3 separate regions of the Homo sapiens genome follow, and all the other regions are linked to region 1. The links are chromatin loops, found by intact Hi-C in ENCODE. Cell type or tissue: A673. All regions are shown on one strand. Region 1 overlaps ERBB4 (erb-b2 receptor tyrosine kinase 4). Region 2 overlaps ERBB4 (erb-b2 receptor tyrosine kinase 4). Region 3 overlaps ERBB4 (erb-b2 receptor tyrosine kinase 4).

What was found. Hi-C counts contacts between places; a loop is a spot of excess contacts. Peaks named below come from ENCODE experiments on the same cell type or tissue, not always from the same donor. Only the 100,000 strongest peaks of a DNase experiment are listed, where the experiment ranks them.
Region 2: a loop joins it to region 1, with 8 times the contacts of the local background. A loop is called at or near these places in 3 of 110 quality-filtered maps.
Region 3: a loop joins it to region 1, with 3.0 times the contacts of the local background. A loop is called at or near these places in 4 of 110 quality-filtered maps.

What each region holds. Positions count from the first base shown.
Region 1 is chr2:211,875,685-211,883,684 of GRCh38, forward strand. All of the region lies in intron 3 of ERBB4 (erb-b2 receptor tyrosine kinase 4), which reads right to left. Among named protein-coding and RNA genes, the nearest start is that of MIR548F2, 550 kb to the right of the region's middle. In A673, CTCF peaks have their summits at 3,809 and 4,008; a DNase peak (open chromatin) is centred at 3,837; H3K27ac peaks cover 481 bases.
Region 2 is chr2:211,744,813-211,752,812 of GRCh38, forward strand. It overlaps ERBB4 (erb-b2 receptor tyrosine kinase 4), which reads right to left. Exons shown (of 28, transcript NM_005235.3): 5 at 5,827-5,892. Among named protein-coding and RNA genes, the nearest start is that of MIR548F2, 680 kb to the right of the region's middle. In A673, a CTCF peak has its summit at 681 (motif pointing right); DNase peaks (open chromatin) are centred at 679 and 7,269; H3K27ac peaks cover 565 bases.
Region 3 is chr2:212,001,485-212,009,484 of GRCh38, forward strand. All of the region lies in intron 2 of ERBB4 (erb-b2 receptor tyrosine kinase 4), which reads right to left. Among named protein-coding and RNA genes, the nearest start is that of MIR548F2, 420 kb to the right of the region's middle. In A673, a CTCF peak has its summit at 3,795 (motif pointing right); DNase peaks (open chromatin) are centred at 1,517, 1,947 and 3,807; H3K27ac peaks cover 3,573 bases.

The sequences.
Region 1 (8,000 bases):
CAGGCCTTCACATTGACTCATCATTTACTCATTTTCTTATCCAGAACAACCACCAGTCCAGCAAACTCCATTCATGGAAGGTGTCCTACACAAGTGTAGCATTTTTAATATTTTATACCATATTTTCTACTGTACCTTTTCTATGTTCAGATACACACATACATTTTGTTACAATTGCTTACAGTATTCAGTATGGTAGCATGCTGCACTGGTTTGTAGTAACAGGCTAGACCATATAGCCCAGACGTGTAGGAGGCTATACCATTTAGATTTGTGTAAATACACTCTATGATGTTCACAGGATAATGAAATCACATAACAACACATTCCCCAGAACATGTCCTCACCATTAAGCAACACATGACTGTACTTCTGAAATAAATTTTAAAATAGACAAATACACAGGCACTCAGCAGTCATAAGAAGGCTTTCTCTCTTCACTTACTTCAGTGACACATTCAATTTTTGATCAAGAAAAGTAGTCAAAAAATTAATAGCATCACATTTTGCCAAAATATTGTATACACTTAGAGAATACCAATTTTGCTGATTCTGAGTGTTTCCTTGCACACGTCAGTAGGTATTTTGGATTTATGTGTCAAAGAGACTCTTAATTTTACTCTAACTCTATCTCACAAATGGTTATGCACCTGATCACACCACATCCACTTAAAGAATGGCAAGACAGAGGAAGGAGAAGAATTACACTTTCACCATTATGCGATGTGTATTCATACTGGAGCCTTGTTTATTTCAAAATTTTACCAGATTATATAGAGCAATTAAAGTTTATTCTTTTTAGTTAATATTAATAGATACTTTTCCCTCATGAATGTGTTGTTTTCTGGATAAATCATAGAGACTGTGTGTTCGGTGAGAAAAACCAGTTATAAAAGGGTATATGTAATGATTGGATTCATGTGAAGTTCAAGAACACATAAAATGTGTTTATGTGGATAGAAATTAAATACTATTAATAATTTCTGGCTATTGAGGGGACAGGTATTGACTGGTAAGAGGCATGAGGGAATCTTCTGCAGGCAACGGGAATACTTTGAATGTTTAAATGTATATACATATATAAAAATTAAGCTTTACACTGAAGATCGATCCACTTTCCTTCATATAAATTGTAATCAGTTTTTAAAATGTTTTTTTATCATGCCAAAACAAATATTTTAAAAACCTAAATATTAAACAGTATTAAATGAAAAAATTAACAAAGTTTTATATCTATTTTCTTCTTTCTGGTTTCATTGTTCCCGTTCAAATACTGCTATTCCACATCTTAACTACTGAAAAGCCTACTGAGGCAAAGGCTCATAACTTGTTCTTTCTTCCTTAATTACGGAACCTCTCCTTTCTATATGCATTAGCCTTTCTTTAGCTAAATGTAGTCATAAGTGAATGATTTTGGACAATAAGACGTAAGTGGAGGCAGTGTGTACAACTCTTAGGACGAGTACATTTAAGAAAAGGTATATGTATTTTATCCCTTCTTGCTTCTTGTCAGCTGGCATTATGACGTGGTGGCTGAAGCTCGAGTAGCCTTATTGGACTATGGCAGAATTTATGTGCTGAGGTTGGATGAGCAATTAGACAGAACTGTGGGGTCATAACATTCAGGAAGCCAGATCAGCTCTGAACTCACTACCTCCAGATTATGCTTTTTTTACTTGAGAAAGAAATATATTTTTATTTAAGCCACAGTTAATGTATTGCCTGTTTTGCCATTAATAGCTGAGCCTAATATAAATTGATTTACTTTATATAAACACTGTTTTTCTATCAACTCTTTCTCACTATAATCTATTATTCAAGCATACTTTCGGGGTTTTTCTGAGAACGTATCTGATTATGCCGCCTTCCTCTTTAAAATGTCTTTTTTTTTTTCCATTTCAGGGATATTGCTATTAGTCCAGACATTAAAATATGTTTGCTACTATACAGTCATGTTACAAAATTGAAAAATCTGATTCTGCATTTTTAAATGAAAACAATTTGTATAGGAAATAAATACCTGAATATACTCACCAAAATGTAACTACTTATTATTTTGGGTTTAAGAAATAATAGATAATATTTTTATTTACATTGTATGTCTTCAAATTTACTAAATTTATGTCGGTAACAATGCATCAGGCCAGGCGAGGTGGTTCATGCCTGTAATCCCAGCACTTTGGGAGGCCGAGGCGGGCGGGTCACCTGAGGTCAGGTGTTTGAGACCAGCCTGGCCAACATGGCAAAACCTCGTCTCTACTAAAAATCCAAAAATTAGCGTGGCATGGTGGTGGGTGCCTGTAATCCCAGCTATTCAGGAGGCTGAGGAAGCAGAATATCTTGAACCCAGGAGGCAGAGGTTGCAGTGAGCCTAGATCACGCCACTGCCCTCCGGCCTGAGGAACAGAGCGAGACGCCATCTCAAAACAAACAAACAAACAACAACAAAAAACAATGTATCACCGTAGAAATTAAAACAACTTTTTCTAAACAAATTAAAATCTTCCATCGAAATTTATCTTATAATTTAAAACAGTTCTCATTAGAGTCAGGAATCAGTAAAAAAGTTGCCACTCTCATTATAACCATTTTCCATTGTCCTTTAGGCCTAAACAACTAAAGAAAAAAAATTTAAATAACAAAATAACTTTTTGAAAGAAAGAGATAACTTTGTCATTAGTTGTGGATGATATATTGATATTATGGAAAATACAATAGTATTCATTGAAAAAGTAATAAAAGGTATTTGATTTTAGCATAGTGATGAATTTCATAAAAATATGCTGAAAGCAAAAGCATTCTTTTATCACATCAAAAGTCTAATTGTTAAAATTCCATTAATAATACATGTAGGTATTTACAGTTTTCAGGATAAATATCAAAATAATCAAGAAATAATGAATATTTTAAACATGGCATGGAGAAAATTAGTTATCCACTTTAGGAAAAAAAATTAAGACAAATTAAGTTTTGTTTTTTTTTTTTTCCTTGAGATGGAGTTTCCCTCTTGTTGCCCAGACTGGAGTGCAGTGGCGCAATCTCAGCTCACTGCAACCTCCGCCTCCTGGGTTCAAGTGATTCTCCTGCCTCAGCCTCCCGAGTAGCTGGCATTACAGGCAAATTAAAATTTTAAGTAGAAAAAAACAAAAAACAAAAATTGCATTAGAGAAAAACACAGGATAATTCTATAATTTTTGACTAGAGAAAGTCTTTTAAAATTAGCACAAATGATAATAACAAGAAAGACTAACATTCACTGAGTTCTTAACAGATACTCTCCTAGGTGCTTTTACATGTGTTGATTTATGTGTGTCCTCTAACCCTCTAGGAGAAAGGAGCTAATACATGAAAGGCACACAGACATTAAGTCATGGTTGGTAAATGCTGGGGCTATCTTAACCCAAGCTATCTGGTTGAAGATGCTGCATTCTTATCTACATTCTTTTCCCCTAGAATTCACACAGAAAATCCTAGACAAAAATGACTACTTAATATCACAAATGTCTGCATAAAAAAAAAAGACAACATAAAACAGGTTAGTGAAAACCTGTTTTTCCCAAATCTAGAAAAACATATTTGCAACATTAATGATAGCTAAGAGATTAATAAGATTATGAGCTCATAATTCCATAAGGAAAATTGATGAATACCATATAGAATAACAGGCAAAATATATAAATAGGGAGTTCCCATTGAAAGCAATGAACATTACCAAATAAAATGATGTTTAACCTCATTGATAATCAAATACAAATTTAAATAAATATATCCTATGTCTTCATCTATTACACTAGCAAATGTCAAAATGGTTGTTATTGCCAGTTTGGCCAGGGTGTGGCAACACAGGCACTCTCATGTACTATGTTAGGAGGATAAATTAACAAAACTTTTTGAAAGATAATATAGGATCTGTACCCAAGATTAATGTGTATGAATCTTTCTTGGTGAGACTGCCCTTTTAAGATTTAGCCTAATTAAATAAAAGGGAAAATGTAGCTGACAATGGAACAGTGTAGTAGTCATACTTATAATAGTAAAAAACTAGAAGCTAGTTAAATGTACATCAGAGAGTTTGGTTAAGTGTATTATAGCACATTTACACAAAGAAATATCAATCATACAAAAGGGGAGCATATGATATTATAAGTTCCAATATGTGAAGATAATCTTGGATAATTGGAAAGAGATATATTCTAGGAAGAGAACAAAACATGCACTGTTTTGGGTAAGAGAATGAAGTCTGCATTCCAGAAGTATGAAAGTTATATATTTAAACTCAATATATTATTAATATATATTAACAAAAATAAATATATAAATAAAGCATAATTATTATTTAACATATAGTCTCATAAGTACTAATATGTGAAAATAATTTTCACATATTATTGAAAACTATATGCTATATACTCCTTGGTATGTCCTCATATTTTCTGAAATACAAACTTCCTTCTCTTACCCAAGACAGTGTTTTGTTTTCTTCTGTCTCTAGAATGTACCTCTTTCCAATTCTACCTATCAAACATTCTTTAACAGTAGGTTTTGCTCAAAATGCTACTTACACTACAAAATCCTTGTCTTACGCTAGATCTTCTGTTTTTCCATTCATTAAAAATATCTATTAGGGAATTTACCACTATGTGGTACGCATTATAGTAATGTGTGTATATATCTTCCATCTCTGGGAACCTCCAAATATTTCAATGACAGTGTCTCCTCTATATTTTTATCCTCCTATTATGTCTATCCCTCATGCGCATACACAGTAGATGCCTAATAAATGTTCACACCAAATTGTTTACTTGACTATACATAAGGGGTCTTCAAAAAGTTTGTGAAAAATGTGTATCATGAAAAAAACTATGCACAGATTTCAAAAAACATTTGCACCAAAATAAACCCATACTAACATGTTATAACATGTCTGAACAGGATCTAGTCTGAGGCCCTAGGAACCATTAAGACATCCATTTGAAAACAGCCTGTATCAGAGCAACATGAATCTTGCTAAAATTGAAGCAAAAATACACCTCAAATTTACGGTGAAATCATTGATGCTTTACAAAAAGTTCATGGGGAAAATGTCCCAAAGAAATGAACAGTTTACAAATGAATGTTAAGAATGGACAAGATAATATTGAAGATGAAACCTGCAGTGGCAGACCAACCACATCAATTTTCAAGGAAAATATTCATCTTGTTTGTGCCCTAATTGAAGAGGACCAACAATTTAATGGCACAAGTAATATCCAATGCCACAGACATCTCAATTAGTGGAGCTTACTCAGTTTTGACTGGAAAATTAAAGTTAAGCAAACTTTCCACTCAATGGGTGCCAAGACCATGGCACTCAGATCAGCTGCACACAAGACCAGAGCTTTCCATGGAAATTTTAAACAAATAGGACCAAGAGCCTAAAGAATGTCTTCGAAGCATTTTAAAAAGAAGTGAAACATGGCATTACCGTTACAATCCTAAAAACAAAGCACATAAAAGCAATGGCTACCAAGAAGTAGAAGTGGAAGTGGTCTCGGCCAAAGCAAAAGCAGACTGGTCAAGAGCAAAGGTCATGGTGATACAGGCGGTAGAAATAAATTATTTAGGCAGATAGTGAGGGCAAAAGAGTCATCGGCAGTTTCCCTTTTAACAAAAAGCAGTCCAAGAAATTATTTTTTTGCTAACAAAGAGCAGCCTGAAATACTGAGCCGCAAACATCGATAAGCAAGCTTGAAGCTTGCACGGGGGAATGCTGGCAGCTGCGCCAATAGAGAAGGACTACCTGAGGGCCAGGTATGTCTGCCATGGAAGCTCCATCTTCCCTTTTTTTGTTAGCACATGTATGACAAGAAAGAAATGGGCAACATGGAGCAGCTCAGTCAGAGAACCTGCCTGCATAATAAAAGATTGGGGTGGGGGTCGGGGGGGCTGAGATTTGTGCCCCATGCAAATGACGCAACTGGTCTAACCAGTTTTTCGGACCCTATGTAGATCAGATACCGCCCCTCCACTAGCTCATCTATAAAACCTCTTGCATTTCACCACGAAATCAGCAACTCATTTTTCTGGGACCCCTCTCTGTAGCAGAGAGCTATTCTCCTTCTTTTGTCTATTAAACTTCCACTGTTAAGCTCACTCTTTGTGTGTCTGCGCCCTTGATATTTGTAGCCATGAGACAACGAACCTTGGATATTATCCCAGACAACGAAGCAGCTTCAGTGGCAGTCTTTTTGGGGGGATGCTCAAGGCATTTTATTTCTCGACTTTCTGGAGGACCAAAGAAAGATAACATCGGCTTACTATTAGAGTGTTTCTGAGAAAGTTAACCAAATCTTTAGCAGAAAAATATCCAGAAAACCTTCACGGGAAAGTCCTTCTGCACCACAACAACACCCCTGCTCATTCCCTTTATCAAACAAGGACAATTTTCTGAAAGTTATGATGGGAAATCATTAGGCATCTAGCTTACAATCCTGATTCAGCTCCTTCTCATTTTTACTTGTTTCCTAATCTTAAAAAAAATAATAAAAAAATAAGAGTAGTCATTATTCTCCAGTTAATAATGTGAAAGAGACTGCATTGACATGGTTAAGTTCCCAGGACCCTCGGTTCTTTAGGGCTGGACTAAATGGCTGGTATCATTGTTTATAAATGTGTCTTGGATTTGATGGAGCTTATGCTGAGAATGAAAGTTTACATTTTTTATTTTTATCTTTTAAATCAATTTTCTGATGAACTTTTAAAAGTCCCCTCATATATAGAGATAGCTCAATAGATAAATATAATAAATATAAATATGACTGCTTGTCAATTACTAAAATATGGTTTCTCTATAGTGAGGTTTGTTCTCATTTCTTTGCAAAAATAGATAATAAAATTATTCACATAAAAACACGAGAGGCACAGCAATGTTCTGAATATTTAAATTATTTTGAAATAAATGATACCTTAATGCTAACACAGCAATATTATCATCTTACTAAAAATGTATCATTATTAAAATTTTGTCAAGCTAATAAGGTTGAGAATCTGAAGTTCTTAAAATTGTTTAAGTATAGCCACCTGGCTCCAGGTCAGGCTTATAATTGCTACACTGTGGTACCAGTTCTAACAATTGAAGAGACTGACAGAAGACTTGGAATCAACATCAAGTTAATCTTCATGTAATTTATCTTCACTTCACTCAATCCATATCTATTACCTATCTCCTTGTATCTGTGTTGGGTTCTAATATCTACTGATCAGACACTTTCTACCTTCTCCCTTTACTGGGTATATACCCAAAGGATGATAAATCATGCTGCTATAAAGACACATGCACACGTATGTTTATTGTGGCATTATTCACAATAGCAAAGACCAACTCAGATGTCCAACAATGATAGACCAGATTAAGAAAATGTGGCACATATATACCATGGAATACTATGCAGCCATAAAAAATGCTGAGTTAATGTCCTTTGTAGGGACATGGATGAAGCTGGAAACCATCATTCTCAGCAAACTATCGCAAGGACAAAAAACCAAACACCGCGTGTTCTCACTCCTAGGTGGGAACTGAACAATGAGAACACATAGACACAGGAAGGGGAACATCACACACCGGGCCCTGTTGTGGGGTGGGTGGAGCGGGGAGGGATAGCATTAGGAGATATACCTAATGTAAATGACAAGTTAATGGGTGCAGCACACCAACATGGCACATGTATACATATGTAACAAACCTGCACGTTGTGCACATGTACCCTAAAACTTAAAGTATAATAAAAAATAATAATAATAAAAATAAAATTAAAACAAAATACATTACTCTTGGCCAGTCACGGTGGCTCACACCTGTAATCCCAGCACTTTGGGAGGCCGAGGCGTGAAGATTGCTTGAGGTCAGGAGTTCTAGACCAGCCTGGCCAACACGGTTGGTGAAAGAAACCCTGTCTCCACTAAAAATACAAAAATTATCCTGGCGTTGTCGTGGGCACCTATAATCCCAGGTACTTGGGAGG
Region 2 (8,000 bases), 130 kb before region 1:
TTTTTCTCTTTTCCCCAATGTATGGAAAGTCTCAAAGAATAATTATCCATAAAAAATAAGGAAATATTTGGTAAATCATGAAGCTGAATACTTCCAGAAAAGCCTTCACTAAAGTGAATTTATTTTAGTCATAGGGAAATAGGTCATTTGTAAATAACATCTGATTGTATCTTTCAGACTCTAAAATGTACTTTTATATAGTCAATCCACAAAAGCAGAATATTGTCAAAAACTTACATAGCATGTTTTCTGATTTTTTAAAAGTTAAGTCAGGGTCAGATATAAGTATATCTTTAGTGGACCTAAGAGTAAATATTATGTTTTAAATAACAGAAGAGTCAGTGGAAATCTAGAGAAAGCCTAAAATAACTGACTTTAAAAAAATGAATCGTGTGTTACAACTGTATGGGGTCTCTGGAGGTCTCATATTGTTATGGAATCTCTCGTGAGAGCTAATTCTCAAAAAATACAACCTAAATTCTAAAATTGTGATCTTACAATAAGTATATTTTTGAGTAGTTCCAAAATACTTTTTGCCTCAGGATGCTGGGCTCTTTAAATATGGATAAGTAATTTCGCTTTCAAGTAGCTCAGACTAAGAGAGAGAGAGGACAGGAATGAATGTCAAGGACAGGCAGCCTCCAACCCCACTCCAGGGTTTTTGCTCTTCCATGTCCCAGCCACCAGGTGTCAGTAGACTTCACAAGGTGGAACTGGCCTACAGGAGTTTGCCTTCCACTTTCATTCATTCAGATTTAAATTGGAATAAGTTTTCTAACAGTATCCTTTCCAGTTTATTATAATATCGGCTATTATTGATTGGGTTTTGGATATATTAAAAATTATTTAAGAGCTTCAACTGCATTGTTGAATTTCATTGTGCCCCCCACCCTCCACCGCCAGAAAAAAAACAAAAACAAAACAAAAAAAACCCTTAGGTAAGTATACTTATCTCCATTTTATAGATATGGTAATGATATTCTGAAAGATGAAGTCATTTTCCCATGATAGAAACTGGAAACAACTGAGATTTGTATCTCTTGGCTAATTTCAAATCCAGCTTCCTCGACTACTAAACTGTGTTACAAAATACTGTATCCAGGAAACAGTTGTCTCTAGATTAAGAACACTTAGGTTAAAATCCAGGTATTAGCTGTGTAAATTTAGCCCTTTAATCATTTCCTCTGCTTATATTTCCTCAATTGTAAAATTGGGTTAATGTAACTGCCCTCTTTAACTCACAGGAATATTGTGAAAATGAATTTTTAAAATGGAAATATTTAATAAAGTTCTATGTTAACTTGTATACTATTCTAACATTTGGCCGGTGTGGTGGCTCACACCTGTAATCCCAGCACTTTGGAAGGCCAAGAAGACAGGATTGCTTGAAGCCAGGAGTTTGAGAACAGTCTGGGCAACAAAGAGACAACCCATCACTATCAACAGAGTGAAACACTGTCTCTAAAGCAAAATAATATAAAATAAAATAAAATTTGTACTTGCTTATTAGGTCCATGAATTTGTTGAGTTTAAATTTGGTAGGCTTTGTGGAGTAAGCACAGTGGCCGTTAAGCCAATTTTGGATTACAGTAAGGATAGCTTCTATGCTGAAAAATTAGCTGAATTAAGTAATTTCACGTCTGATGATTTGATACATGAATTATAACTTGATGATTTTCTTAGTCAAGACTTCCTCCCACCTGTGTTTGGTAGCAAGTGAGAAAACTCCATTCAGGCTGGGTGCACTGGCTCACACCTGTAATCCTAGCACTTTGGGAGGCCGAGGCGAGTGGATCACCTGAGGTCAGGAGTTCAAGACCAGCCTGACCAACATGGCGAAACCCCGTCTCTACTAAAAGTACAAAAAATTAGCCAGGCGTGGTGGCACATGACTGTAATCCCAGCTACTTGTGAGGCTGAGGCAGGAGAATTGCTTGAACCCGGGAGGCGGAGGTTGCACGGAGCCGAGATCGCACCACCGCACTCCAGCCTGGGTGACAGAGGGAGACTGTCTCAAAAAAAAAAAAAAAAAAAACCCTCCATTCAAATATACTAGAAGAACATCGTGTTTCTTATGGAACCTAAGGACAGCAGTGTAGCTGGACCTCACGGAACCCAGAGAACTAGGAGGTAAACATTGTCAAAAATTGTTATTCTTTCTTTCCTCAACTCTCTGTATGGCTGCTTTATTCTTTAGTGACTTTGGGGACTGTTTCTTTCTGCTTCTCAATAACATACGTAGTTCAAAAATGGAAACCTCAATTAGCTTTAACATCTCTTCAGGTTCAAGTTTCTAAGTTATTGTAACCAGCACTTTTGGATCCCAAATCTAAATTCTCTGGAGAGAGAATTTGACTGGCCCAGTCTAGTCAATTATCCACCCATATTACAAGATTTCTCAACCCTCAGTACTATTAACATTTTTATTTGTACTGACTAATGCTTTGTTTGGGTAGGGGTGGAAGAGGCTTTCCTGTGCATTGCAGGGCATCATCTCTGGTCTCTACTTTACCAGTGCCAGAAGATCATCCCTCCCACCCCTCCTCCATGATATGACAACCCAAATTATCAAATGTCTCCTGTGGGGCAGAAATCACTTCTGGTTGATAAACACTGCCCTGTGAAGTAAAGGGTAAAGTGTCCCATAAAACAAACATGGCTACTGGGGCTGACCATCTAGAAGGGGGTATTTTTCGGAGAAGGCCACGTGTCTGCTTGGCAATTATCCTGAAAGTGGTCTATTATAGAAATAAGAGATGTTGGTGGAAATTATAACTTTTGTGAAATTTAGCCAACAGAAGCAGATCTACTAAAATAAATTAAAAGGTTCAGAATTTTTAGCACTGTATAAATTGAAGGAAAATTTCAATCAAAGTTAGGGAAAACCCTAATAATCAATGACATACAACTTTTTTTTTTGCATTCTACCCTAATACAGTGATTGAATTTCACATTTTTTACTCATATATCTCAATCTGAGAATAAATATTCACCATCTATGTATATATAATATATAATATGTATACAGAGAGTCTTTCTTGGTATCTGCAGTAAATTGGTTCCAGGACCCCCATAAATACCAAACTCCATAGATGTTCACTTCCCTTATATGAAATGGCATATAATATTTGAGTATAAACTACACACATCATCCTATATACTTTAAATCATCTCTATATTACTTATAATGCATAATACAATGTAAATGCTACGTAAATAGATGTTATAATATATAGTTTTTTATATGTATTATTTTTAATTGTTTATTATTTTAATTGTTTTTTTCCAAGTATTTTTGATCTGCAGTTGGTTGAATTTGCCATGTGGAAACCAGTGATATGGAGGAACGACTGTAAAATCGATACATATAATCTATACACTGCATTTTGTAATCTGTAAAAATACACATAAAATAAGACACAGATGAAAATAATAATTAAAGTAATTATTTTAATTGTAATAGTATTATTAATTTTAATTAATAGTGTTATTGAATACACTGTATGAGACTTCTGGTATAGAAAAGATGGCAGAGACCTTTTTCTTCCCACCTGTTTAATTCAACTGTAAACCCTGAAAGTAACGCAAGAGGCAACCAAAGGAGAAATCTGAAAGGTGGTGGGAGGAAGTAATTTTGTTCTGGGATCTAGCACTGGAGGAACAACACAACAGCAGGGTGTCTTAAGTGCCCCTACTCAACAGAAGAGGGATCCACCCCAGTGTTTCCCAAATCTAAGCTCCTTCCTCCCTCAGATCTATGGTGAGTCCCTCAACAGTACTGGCTGAACCCCATGGGCCTGAGACAGGGTGTGGTTGGGCCCACCAGAGTGGCTCAGCCACAACAAGGAGCTTTTGCAGAAGCCTCTTTGACCCCTCTGTAAAATAAATAAGTGAATAAATAAAATAAGTAGGTGAGTGAGTAAAAACTCATTTTTAATTTGATACCTCGGTAGTTTTTTTCTGCCATGAAATGACCAGTGGATATCTAGCACTTTCACAGTCTCTTTGGTTACTTTCCACTTCATCACAAACTGTTGCAGATTTTTCCTTATTTTAGAGAACTTGACTTCCTGCAAATGGTCACATGCGTGTCAGACCAGCACTGGGATGCAACTTAGCCTCCAATTCTTTGCTATTAAAAGAATATCTCCAAATATTGTGAATGAATTTCACACAATAATCTCATCTTATTTAAAAGCCTGTTTAAGATTCTTGTCAATACATTCCTGCCATAAAACATTGTTTCTATTAAATAAGTTAATTTAAATCTACACTGACTATGTTTCATCTAACCCTTTGACAAAGATCCAAAAATTCCCTAATGAACTACTTCGTCCAAAGAATAGGGAGGGAAATAGGCATTTATGTACATTGCTCTCGGTAGAACTAATTGATCCAACCTCTATAGAAAATAAGATCTCCATTTTGCTGTTCTCTACCCATTTCCAAATCCACATGTCTATGACCCTACAAATTCACCTCTAGAAATTAATACTACAAATAATTCATACACATGCATGGGTTGAAGAAATCAAGCTGTAGTACAACATGCAAAACATGCTAATATTTGAATGAAAAATGGGGTGAGTGCTTATATACATACTTCCTTGGGTATGCATAAATTATTTTTGGAAAAATACACCAAAATAGCCAATAATATTTGTTGCCTATGGAGAGCTGAGGGAAAAAGGTGGGACCCACGTGGGAAGATACTATTTTACCTTATAATCTTTTCCATTTCATGAATTTTGGATATGAGAGTGCCCATGAATTAAAATTAATAAATTTAAGAAATCATTTATCATTGGAAATATTTTTCCTATATTTTTATTCTTTGGTGGTTCACAATAAAATAATCCTTTTATATCTCTTTATTAAAACAGAATCTAGCAAATAGAACTAGACAAATGTGAACTGAGACAAATTAGAAATCTGTAAAGTTTCATCTAAGAGTGTAATATTTGTATGTTTGAATCTTTAATATTTTCTGTATCATCTATGATAACAAAGAAATATATTTCAACTTGTCACTATATTTTTTCCATATCATATTTCAGTCATTTTTATTGCAGCAGGAAGAATGAGTGTTTACCACTTGTATAGGACATTTTATTTTTCTTTTTTAAAGAAATCATTTATTCTTAAGTTTCATGAAAGTTCAGTGCTGGTTTGAGTACTAAACAACATTAAGAATGCTGAAAAAAAAATAGCTATTTGTCTTTATATTTAGTATGCTTTGTTACTATATGTCTTAGCAATGATGATAGCTTCATATTTTCTTTAGCTAATGACTAATCCAAGAAACAGTATAAACTAAGGGCAATAGTCATTGTCAAAAATAGTGACTATTTCCATAATTCATAAAGTTTTTATCCCTGTGCCTGGAACAGTGCCTGGAAAAATACAGTGGGTACATAGTACCCTTTCTTTTTTCTTTCCTCTCCTTTTGTAATGAATGAATAGTGAAATAACTAGTTAATGAAAGGACTGAGAGACCCAGTTAACCTGAAATTGAGTTACTATTTTGTACACATTGGATTTCCCACTTCTAGTGATGTAAAAACTCTAAAGTTATAGCTAATATCACCATAGCTGTGCTGTTGAGATCATTAACCTAGAAACCACGAAGAAACCTAAGAATCAATTATATATTAATTTTCATTTGAAAGCAATGAAAATCGGGTAGTTTTCTTGGCCCAAAGCAAATCAACCACAAGGAGGTGATAGCTCATTTCATGTTTTAGATGACCAGAGGCATGAAATGGACCAATCATTAAAATTCCTTGACCACATCAAACCTGTGTGCTCTCACTGATGAACACTTACAAGTCTGGCAATGATTTTCTGTGGGTCCCCAGCAACGGCCAGTACAGGACTTATGGCAACGTCCACCTGCAGAACACGAAAAGGGAAAAAGGACATGCACGTTATAATCTTTCACTCCTTGACTAGGAGTAACTCCTCAAAGGAAATACTCCTGCTCCTTTATGAGGATTTTTATGTCATACTAGAGCTGAAACATAGCCCATAAAATGCCCACTTAAGTAGGAAAACCTGAATGTCAAACATATGTGAAACTAAAGTACAACCTCCTGGTATTCAAATCCTCTTATCATTTTTTAGGAAAATAAAATAAATGAATTTGTGAATTTTCTCAGGAAATCAAAAGCAAATGATTATAGTTAATAAGTTTCACTTTCACTGTTCAGCATTATTATTCTATTGATCTATTCTACTTGATATAATTTCCAGAGATCACACCTTACTGAGAGCAACATATATTAAAAAGTAAAGCAACAGTTAAAAATAAGTGGAAATCTATGAGAACAAGAATATATTTTTACAAACACATGAAAAATCATTAGAATAAATGGTAAAATCATGCATTTAAGCTATACTTTTGAAAGCTTAATTTCAATTATTTTAATATATACTTCTAAAATGTTTATTAACATTATTTGCATTTTCAACTCTAAGCCTTAATCTCCTATAGTGGCATCTTCTTCTACCATAGGTATTTGCCTCAACAAACGTAGTTGTCCCACAGAGAAATTCCCATCGGGACTGAAAATAAAGAATATTAGCTGGAAGAAGTCATATAAAAACGACTTCCTTTGAATCTTATTTCTGAATTTCATAGATTCACTCTAAATTTCTGTGGGTACATGACACATTTTTAGAATAAAATATAGATGTTAAAAATCTATTAAAGCTTAAAACTTTTCCATAAACAGAAATGTTTTCTATGACATTTCCTTAAATGCTTCTTATTAAACATTGTCAATTGTTTAATATTAATTGTTAATAGGATTCTCCCATTTAAAGTGTTTAACAACGTTAACTATATTATAAATATCATCAAATAACATCTCGTCAGATGCTCCCATCTTTCCTTGATTCAAGTTTTTAATTCCTCAACCAGAAAGTTCTTACAACCTGGAGTGTTTTCCCGCCTCCAGTGAAACTGCCAAAGTGAGCCTATTCTGTTAAATGAGTACACGGTTAAGATGCAGATTCAAAAGACACTTTCTCTGGCTGGATCTCAGACCATTCAGATTGTCTACCTTTGAGAAAGTAAACTGTACTATTTCCAAGTTAATAAAATACTTAGGTTCAATTCCAGTCATCTTAAAAGTACGGGGATCTTTGCTACAACAGAGTTTATTTAAAGCAATTCTATTTGTGAAGTATTGCCGCTGACATCACCAGTGTATAATATCCTGTCACTCTGCCATCTGTTTATTTAGAGCCAAACACATTATAACAACATAATGCAAGCTCATTGTAGCTGACAGGAAAAGGACTCCATCTGGCCTGAACAATATAACTTTAATCAGTGATAATGATAATTATTATTAAAAACTTACAGGAGTTCTTTTGTACAAAGCTAATAAATCTAAATTGATTTATACTAGCGGAAATTAGAAAGGACTGTGAGACAAAATAGGAAGCAGTGAAAACTTTTTGGAGTACAAACTTTTTTATGAGAAAGTAGCTAATGTTAATGTGTTTTCTTAGATTTGGTATAATCCTCTAAATTGATCCATTAAGTGGTCTGTTAATTGAAGATAGTTGAAGCATAAGATAATCTACCATTTAATCTATGATTTATTTAATTATGTTTGGGGCTTGTAAAATATTTGGCCTTATTCTTTGTGGCCAGAATACTACCTAACTGGAAAAAAAAAAAAAAGAAAAGAAAAGATAAAAGCAAATAGAAGAGAAGAAAAGAAAAAGTAAAGAAAGAGGAAGGAAGGAAGGAACAAGGAAAGGAAGGAGCTAAGTAACAAAATTCATATTAGACATTTTTATATTCTCAATGTTTTTCTCTTACTCGATTAATTTTTTAACTTCTTATTCTTGAAATTCCAATTTGCCACCCAGACATCTGCTCCCAGATTCAATATAAAAAGGCATGTTGCTAGAAATACTGTTGACGGTTCTTGACAAGGTATCAGGGCAAGGCCCACCTATTTGAAAATGTGATATAGTACCCACAC
Region 3 (8,000 bases), 130 kb after region 1:
ATGCGAGGATTTCTGCCTAATAGCCAAGGAAACTATATTTATTGGTTGGGAAAACCTTAGCTACAGCTACTAAACTGCCATTAGTGGAATCCTTAACAGCTCATTACCACAGTTAGATGTGCTGTGTACAGCATAGCTTGAATGAGAACCACACTTTTTAAGAAAAGTCTTTTGTTTATTCTGCTCTGACAGATCTCAGTCCAGCAGAATCAACTCCAAAGTGATGGCAAGAAAAAGAACTGTGAAAAGATGAAATAGCATCTCTTTTCTTGATATGAAGGAAACATTATGAGGCATTTAAAATAATATGTACAAATTGCTTTATCCCCAAATTATCAATATCTTATGAGGCAATAGCCTCTCTACAGCCAGTCTCAGAAAGAAATTTGCACGTATAATGTTTCAATAAAGAAGTAAACAAGATAAATTTAGCTTCATATTAATAGCGTGACCATTAAATTACACAAACTTGGTAGTATTGAGAATTTTCCACTTATAATTTTGGCGTACATTTATGTATCCGTTTTTAAATAAATGCACATATTTGAATGTTACTGAACAGATGCTGGTAAAATGAAACTTACATGACCAAGAATAATGTATCAAGATGGCAGACTGAGCTCAATGTTCACTTTCCCACTTCCAGCTCCCATTATATGACCAAAAAATGATGCTAAGATTAATAAGTAAATCCAAGATAAGACTGATATTGGCAAAGCAAAATATACCAAAAGTTTCCAGAGACTAGATGGAATCAGCTCTAGTGAGAGACCATAAGAAGCCAGAACCTAAAACACATGCAGAAGAGGGGTTTCAGAGGTGGCAGTTGTTCAGGGTATCTAAAAGATGGATCAGCTGATACAAGATACAGAAGTTAGTACAAGAAATTTCTTCAGGGAGATTAATTGCACTGTATTTGGAGCCAGTTACAGCCTTATGATTATAACTCTATTCCCAGACCTATTCTCTTGTGGTGGGCAGAGGACAACAGGCAAGCTTGTCATGAGACAAAAATGAAACCCAGATGTAAAGCATAGCAAAAATAAATTCTAAAAATAAAATAAACAGGTAAAAGGGCCACGTTTTGAAGGAAAAGCAACCCTTATAATACAGGCAACAAACAAACAGTACTAACATCAAAAGAAACTGATGATGATACAAATAGAAGAAAGTTTAAAATAAACACAGTAAATAATATTGAGGAGAGTCAAGAGAATTTTGCATTTCCATAAAGCAATATGAATTTGTTATGAATAAATATAGAAGTCTTAGACGTTTGAAAAATGAATGTCAGCTGGGCGGGGTGGCTCACGCCTGTAATCCCAGCACTTTGGGAGGCCGAGGCGGGCGGATCACTTGAGGTCAGGAGTTTGACCTCAGCCTGGCCAATATGGTGAAACCCTGTCTTTACTAAAAGTAAAAAAATATTAGCTGGGCATAGTGGTGGGAACCTGTAATTCCAGACTCGGGAGGCTGTGGCAGGAGAATTGCTTGAACCCGGGAGGCGGAGAGTGGACTGAGATTGTGCCACTGCACTCCAGCTTGAGCAACAGAGCGAAACTCTGTCTCAAAAGAGAAAAGAGAGAGAGAGAGAGAGAGAAAGAGAGACAGAGACAGAAAGAAAGAAAGAAGGAAGGAAGGAAGGAAGGAAGGAAGGAAGGAAGGAAAGAAAGAAAGAAAGAAAGAAAGAAAGAAAGAAAGAAAGAAAGAAAGAAAGAAAGACAGAAAGAAGGAAGGAAGGAAGGAAGGAAGGAAGGAAGGAAGGAAGGAAGGAAAGAGAGAGAAAGACAATACAAATGAATATCAAAACAAAAATCTTAATTGACCAGCTGAATGGTAAAAAAAAAAAAAATGCAGCTGAAAAGCAAATAATGATTTGAAAAACTGAGCTAAAGCGTTTTTTCGTATAACTCAATATGATGGAGCAAGTAAATAGAACAACATGAACAAAAGAGATACAGAGAACACAAGGCAGGAGAATAGTGTCTGGAGCCAGGGAACCTAACAGCCAATTCGTGCTGACTTCCTAGAACTAAATGGAATGGAAAACACCACCTCTCTACACCCAAGTAACAAAAGGATCAGAGGCTACACCCTTTACAATCCCCATCTCCTCCCCACCGTATTGCACATGAAAAATATTCTAAGAAATAAAATAATAAAAATATTTTAAAACATGGAATATGATGAAACTTTTTTGTTAAATGATTAAACATTAACTTGAATGATACTAGCGTATTAATCGACCTGTTCCACAGCCCAGTCCAGAATGTTCCCATGATTGATAGGGCAAAGTGGTCCAGTGTGCAGGTTTAGGAACCAAAAAGACTAGGATTCTTGTTCTAACTCTGTGACTCCCTGGCCAGATGACCTTGGGCAAGTTATATATTTTCTCTAAGCTCCAGTCCCCTCAACGTATATGCAATAAAAGTCTCTATATCCTAGTGTCATTTGTGAAGATTAAATGAGATAATCTACATAAAACAGGTAGTGAATACACTGCAGGTCTTCCATAAGTACTTGAATAATGTTAATTATTACTAGTAGTATAACTACTACTGATAAAATTATTCACAATGTTGCTTAGTAATCCAGATATGCATGGACTGCAGGAATATTTTTATGATAATAGATAAAATAAACTATGGGAAATGGAAACAATAAGGCAAAGAGATATTTGTAGAGCTAAAAAAATTGTATCAAGGAAACTATTCACAATATTTTCTATACATTAATTGACAGCAAATTTTGAATCTTTATCTTTCAGGCAGTATTTTGAGACATCAAGTTGACTCCCTCATCCTGCAAACTTGGAAGCCTATTTGGAAATAAACTATCCATCACCAAATAAGATACCCACAAAATGCTAGAAAGAAATCTCCTTTTGCTTCTCCCAAAGTGAGTACATATGTTAGCCTGAACCACATTAGACATCCCGATTCCTATTGACACTGGAAGTTGTTTCAAATCTTGAGCCATAAAATCTTCTCATCTCTGACTAATTCCCTATCCCTGTCAATTGGGTTTGCAATAAGTCTGCCAACTGATTTCTAGGGAATGATTTCTAAGCCAGTCTTCCAACTTTACTTTTTTATTTTTTAAACTTGACTGATTGATTCCAGGACTTTGAGACTTCCATTACCTGGCATTGAATTGTAAAGAAAAAAACCCATCATCTTTTGAGGTAAGGAGCCATGGGAGAAAGACTCTGGTCTATCACACTACAGAGAGGTATTAATCAATTAAAGATTTCTTCAATGCTGCCACACCCCAAAATATATGTATTAATATTTGATTTATATTATAAAACTAATCCCCTTTAGCCTAACTTACATATATATATTGATATTTTATATATGTAAAAATATGTATATATAGCTTTTGAGATTGATTTAACTAAATTACATGATTAATTATTTCAGTAAGGTAGGAATCTGGAACATTGTCAATAATTACCTTTCCCCCTATTTCTCATAGGTCCTTACTTAATCCTTCATTTGCATATTGGCTAATTGTTTCTCTAATATAAGCTATGTTGATATTAGCTATATGATTGAATTAACTTTAAAAGGTATACATCAAATTATCAACTACAGAGAAATAAAATGATTTCCACTCCATAAACATACACAATATACATCAACATATATAGGTGTTTGAGTTCAATATGTGTATATTTTTAAAAAGATTTACGAAGCAGGAAATCTTTTTGAATCCCATTGAGTGAGAGTCACTCCTGCTAGCTGGAGTTAGCCATAAAGCAGAACTCGAAATTTTGCCGCCCGGACCTCTAGAGGGCAGACCTGGAACCTCTCTAGTACCACCTTCAATAGCACAGCAATGGGGAATGAGATGCATAAATCATTTTTAACTATATTCAGACACCTTTTGGGGACAGCTACAAAGTGCTAAGCACAAATAATAAGAAAAAAAATCCACATGGTCAAAGAAAGGAAATTACAATATGATGTAATGCTCTGTAATAGCGGGAGGTTATGAGGAATAGACACAAGGTTCCTTGAAGGAACAAGGAAGGCTTTCTGGAGGAGGTGATAACAAAGCAAAGTATAAATTCGTCAGATATGGAATTTTGGGAGAGTGTTCCAAACAGTGCAAGCAGCAAATACATAAGCTTCAGGTAAAATATATTGTAGGAACACTATATGTAGTTCAGAAAAGCCTCTTGTAGGAAAGCAACACCTTACAGATTTAAATGGTAAAAATGTATAAAAGTAGCTCAAGCATTAAATTTTTGCCAGTTATTGAGCCAATTTTTATTTTCCATATTTCTATTTTTCAATATGTTAAAGATAACTCTAAGCTGGGCTCAGTGGCTCATGCCTATAATCCCAGCACTTTGGGAGTCCAAGGCGGGAGATTGTTTGAATCCAGGAGTTCAAGACCAGCCAAGGCAACATAGCAAGTCCTCAATTCTACTTAAAAAATAAATACATAAATAACACTAAAAACTACATATTAGGATTGCAAAAATTTGCTTCTATAAAACTATGGCCTGCCACTGAAAAGGAGAAAAAAAAGAAAGAACAAAATTGCCAACTTAATTTAAACCTGTACAAGCATACAAACAGACTCAAGTTCTGAAATAGATAATCAAAAATGTTCACCTAACCAATGCATCAAGTGAATTTTATCTGAATGTGCTGTGGCATAATAGTGTTTGGAGGTATTTAGAAGATGGTAAATCCCAGAATCTTTCTAATTATTCTTTGAGAAAAAATAACTTGCACATTTTGAAAATAAATATTTCAATATATAAATAAACTTTCAGTGTATAAAAACAAATTTATAAAACAAGTTTATCTACCTCTTTCATTATATATGAAAGGTTTTTACAAAGACCTTTTTAATAAAGATTCTAAATTAATCTTAAATTAAGGTTCACCTCAACGTTCTTAAATATGAACTAATGTTCAAGCATATAATTATATTTCTAGTTATAGTCTCCTTGACAGCACTGAAATCATTCCAGATAACATGATTCCTATTATAATATACCTAGGGAAAATAACCCAAACTAAAAATTATTAGGGGGTTGGTTATTTAAATACATTATTTTGAAAATGGCATCGAGTATAGCCTGAATTTTTAATTCTAAAACCCAAAACTCAGGCAAATAAACTTATTAATAGAGCTTTGATTGGCCCCTTGGCTAATGATCCGTGGCTCAGAGCATCAATATACCAGGTTTCAGATCATGATAAGTATACCAAATTTCTATAGATTGTCTGGCAAAGCAGATACTATCACTATCTTGTGACAATAGTCTTCTAGGCTTACGTATCTTGCCGGTTTAAAAAAGAAAAAAGAATTCCATTGTCAATGTATTTATTAAAATAACACTGTATTTTATTGATTTAAGCTGGACATCCCTTTACATTTTAACTTCACTGAGATTGGGATGCATAATGAAATTAATGATAGGAAAACATTTTGCTAGAGTTCAATTAGCAGAATTTTTCTTTATTACCTAAAATAATAATTCAACTTCAAATGAATGGCTGCAGATTTGCTAAAATATGGTTATACTACTATTACTGCTAATAGTAAAAATGGTAATGATAATAAGTAGTAATCAACATTTACTGATTGCTGTCAATATGCCAAACCTTATTTGGTTATATTATTTGTATTAAATAATTTAATCTTCAAAACCTTCAATGAACAGAGAAGTTAACAAAAGTGGGGTGGAACTGATGATAAATCTGTTTGATTACATGTGCTAGAATTCAGATACATTCTTCTGTTTGTAAAGGAAAAAAAGTCTTTTAAAATTAAATAAGGAAGATATTTGTGCTATATATTACTGTCTTAAAATTATCAAAAATATCAAAGGACTATTAACTTATATCTGTTCTTTAATTTTTACTCTATTGTTCATTACGATACCATAAAATGACTATATAATGCCCGTTATTATGGTAAACCACCTTCTTAACATTTACATCTGAATATAATTACATATGAAAGGAAATACTCAAAAATCAATATTTTTATTCTGTTTTTTAATCAATAAAGAGAATACTCAGCAACTTTTTAAAAATATTTACTCGTAGTCATCCTATAATCCTTTGCATTTAAAAACATTTTCCTATCTGCTAATGTTTTTACATTATTGGACATAAAGTAAATGCTTGTCAAAAATCAATAGTCTCCAAATTCATAACTTATATTTATCTAATCCTTAAGCACTACACAGTTCTAAACAAATAGATTTTATACTCACATCTGTGATATTTTGAAGTTACCTGAGAAGAATATTAATGAGGGACACAAATAATTACTAAAAATACTCCTTTGATCAATTTCATAGTTATCTGATATTAAATTTCCAAGTTAAAAAAATTTAAACATAATTTTAAAAAGTCAAGGGTCTTCCTTATTCAAGAAAATTGGTTTAATTCTTTAACACAAAATATTTCACCATATGGTCATAACCAGCACTATTGGCAAAGGGCCTTACATATATTGGATAGTCAGGAAATATTTGATGAATGAATGAACAGATGCATGAATAAGTGGATAACAAACATAAGCATATTCATCTATTTTATTTCTAAAAATGTCTCAAGTTAACATTTTTCATTTGAAAGATATTTTCAATTACTTACTGAGCTGTATTTTTGCAACTATGCAAATGATAGCACTAACTTTAATTGTATTCATTTATCTTTAATCAGCATTATTTTATTCTACTAGTCTACAGGGGGGTTTTACACATTACAAAATGCAAATTATGATACATCTCGAGTTTAAGAGAATGTCATTTGTTTTTGGATTCCCCTACGACACAGTCGAGATTTATTTATTTATTTAAGTAATCACTCATTGGCCAAATGTGTTCTGATTTGTTTCTGATAGAAACAAATGTCAAAATGACAGAAATTCTTCCTTATCATATTATCATTACGTTGGACACCAAGGACATGAAGATGAATTAAATATGTTTCTCACCCTTGATGAACTCCTAGTAGGTTGTTTAATGCACATTTGTTGAATAAATGAATGAACAAATACAAAAATTTTGAAAGCGCTGCACATTCAGTCATTGTATTTAGCAATATAGAGAATGAGAAGACAGTGACTATACTCATTTTAACAGTTCACAACACTGTACTCTATTCATAAAACCACACATCTTAAAATTACTGACAGGCTCATAGACTATGCTGGCTACATTAGATTAATTTCATAGGAGCATATTTAGTCTTATCTACAAAATTAGAATGTTCACAGGGGTAAACACTGCTTTGAAGTTCAAGAGTGTGAATGAATAGAATCTTTTCCTAAGAGAAAATAAGGAAATTGACAGCATTCAGAGAACTATATTTGTTCCTAAAATAAGTCTATTCATTCAGTCACAGCCATGTAAATTGGCAGCTGCTCTGACTTAGAGAACAAGATTCATGCTTTACATGACATTTATCTTAGCCCCTGTGGACAGAGTTCACATGAGTAAGCCTATATTGACCATGGCCCTTTTTAAAGATTTAGAGTATCTATGAAATGAAATGCTTACAGCAAAAAATGTTTTTCTAAACAGAAATTTTAGTTATATGTTTTTCTAAACAGAAATTTTAGTTATATGTTTATCAAAATAAAAATCATTAAAACTTATTATAACTTCTGTAGTATGTTGATTTGGTGTCCCCCAACCCCCCAAAAAGATATTTCTACCTGGAACCCATGAATGTGATCTTCTTTGGAAAAAGGATCTTTGCAGATGTAATTAAGTTAAGGATGTTAAGATGAAATCATCCCAGATTATTCAGGCAGGCCCTAAATCCAAAAACAGGTGTCCTTATGAGATAAAAGCAGAGGAGATTTGAAATACTCAGAGAAGAAAACCATGTGAAGATAGAGAAAGAGACTGGAGTTAACACAGCTACAACCAAGGAACACTTGGGGGCTACTAGATGTTGGAAGGGGCAAGAACATATTCTTCCCTCAAGCCATTAGAAGAAGCAACACTTTGATTTTGG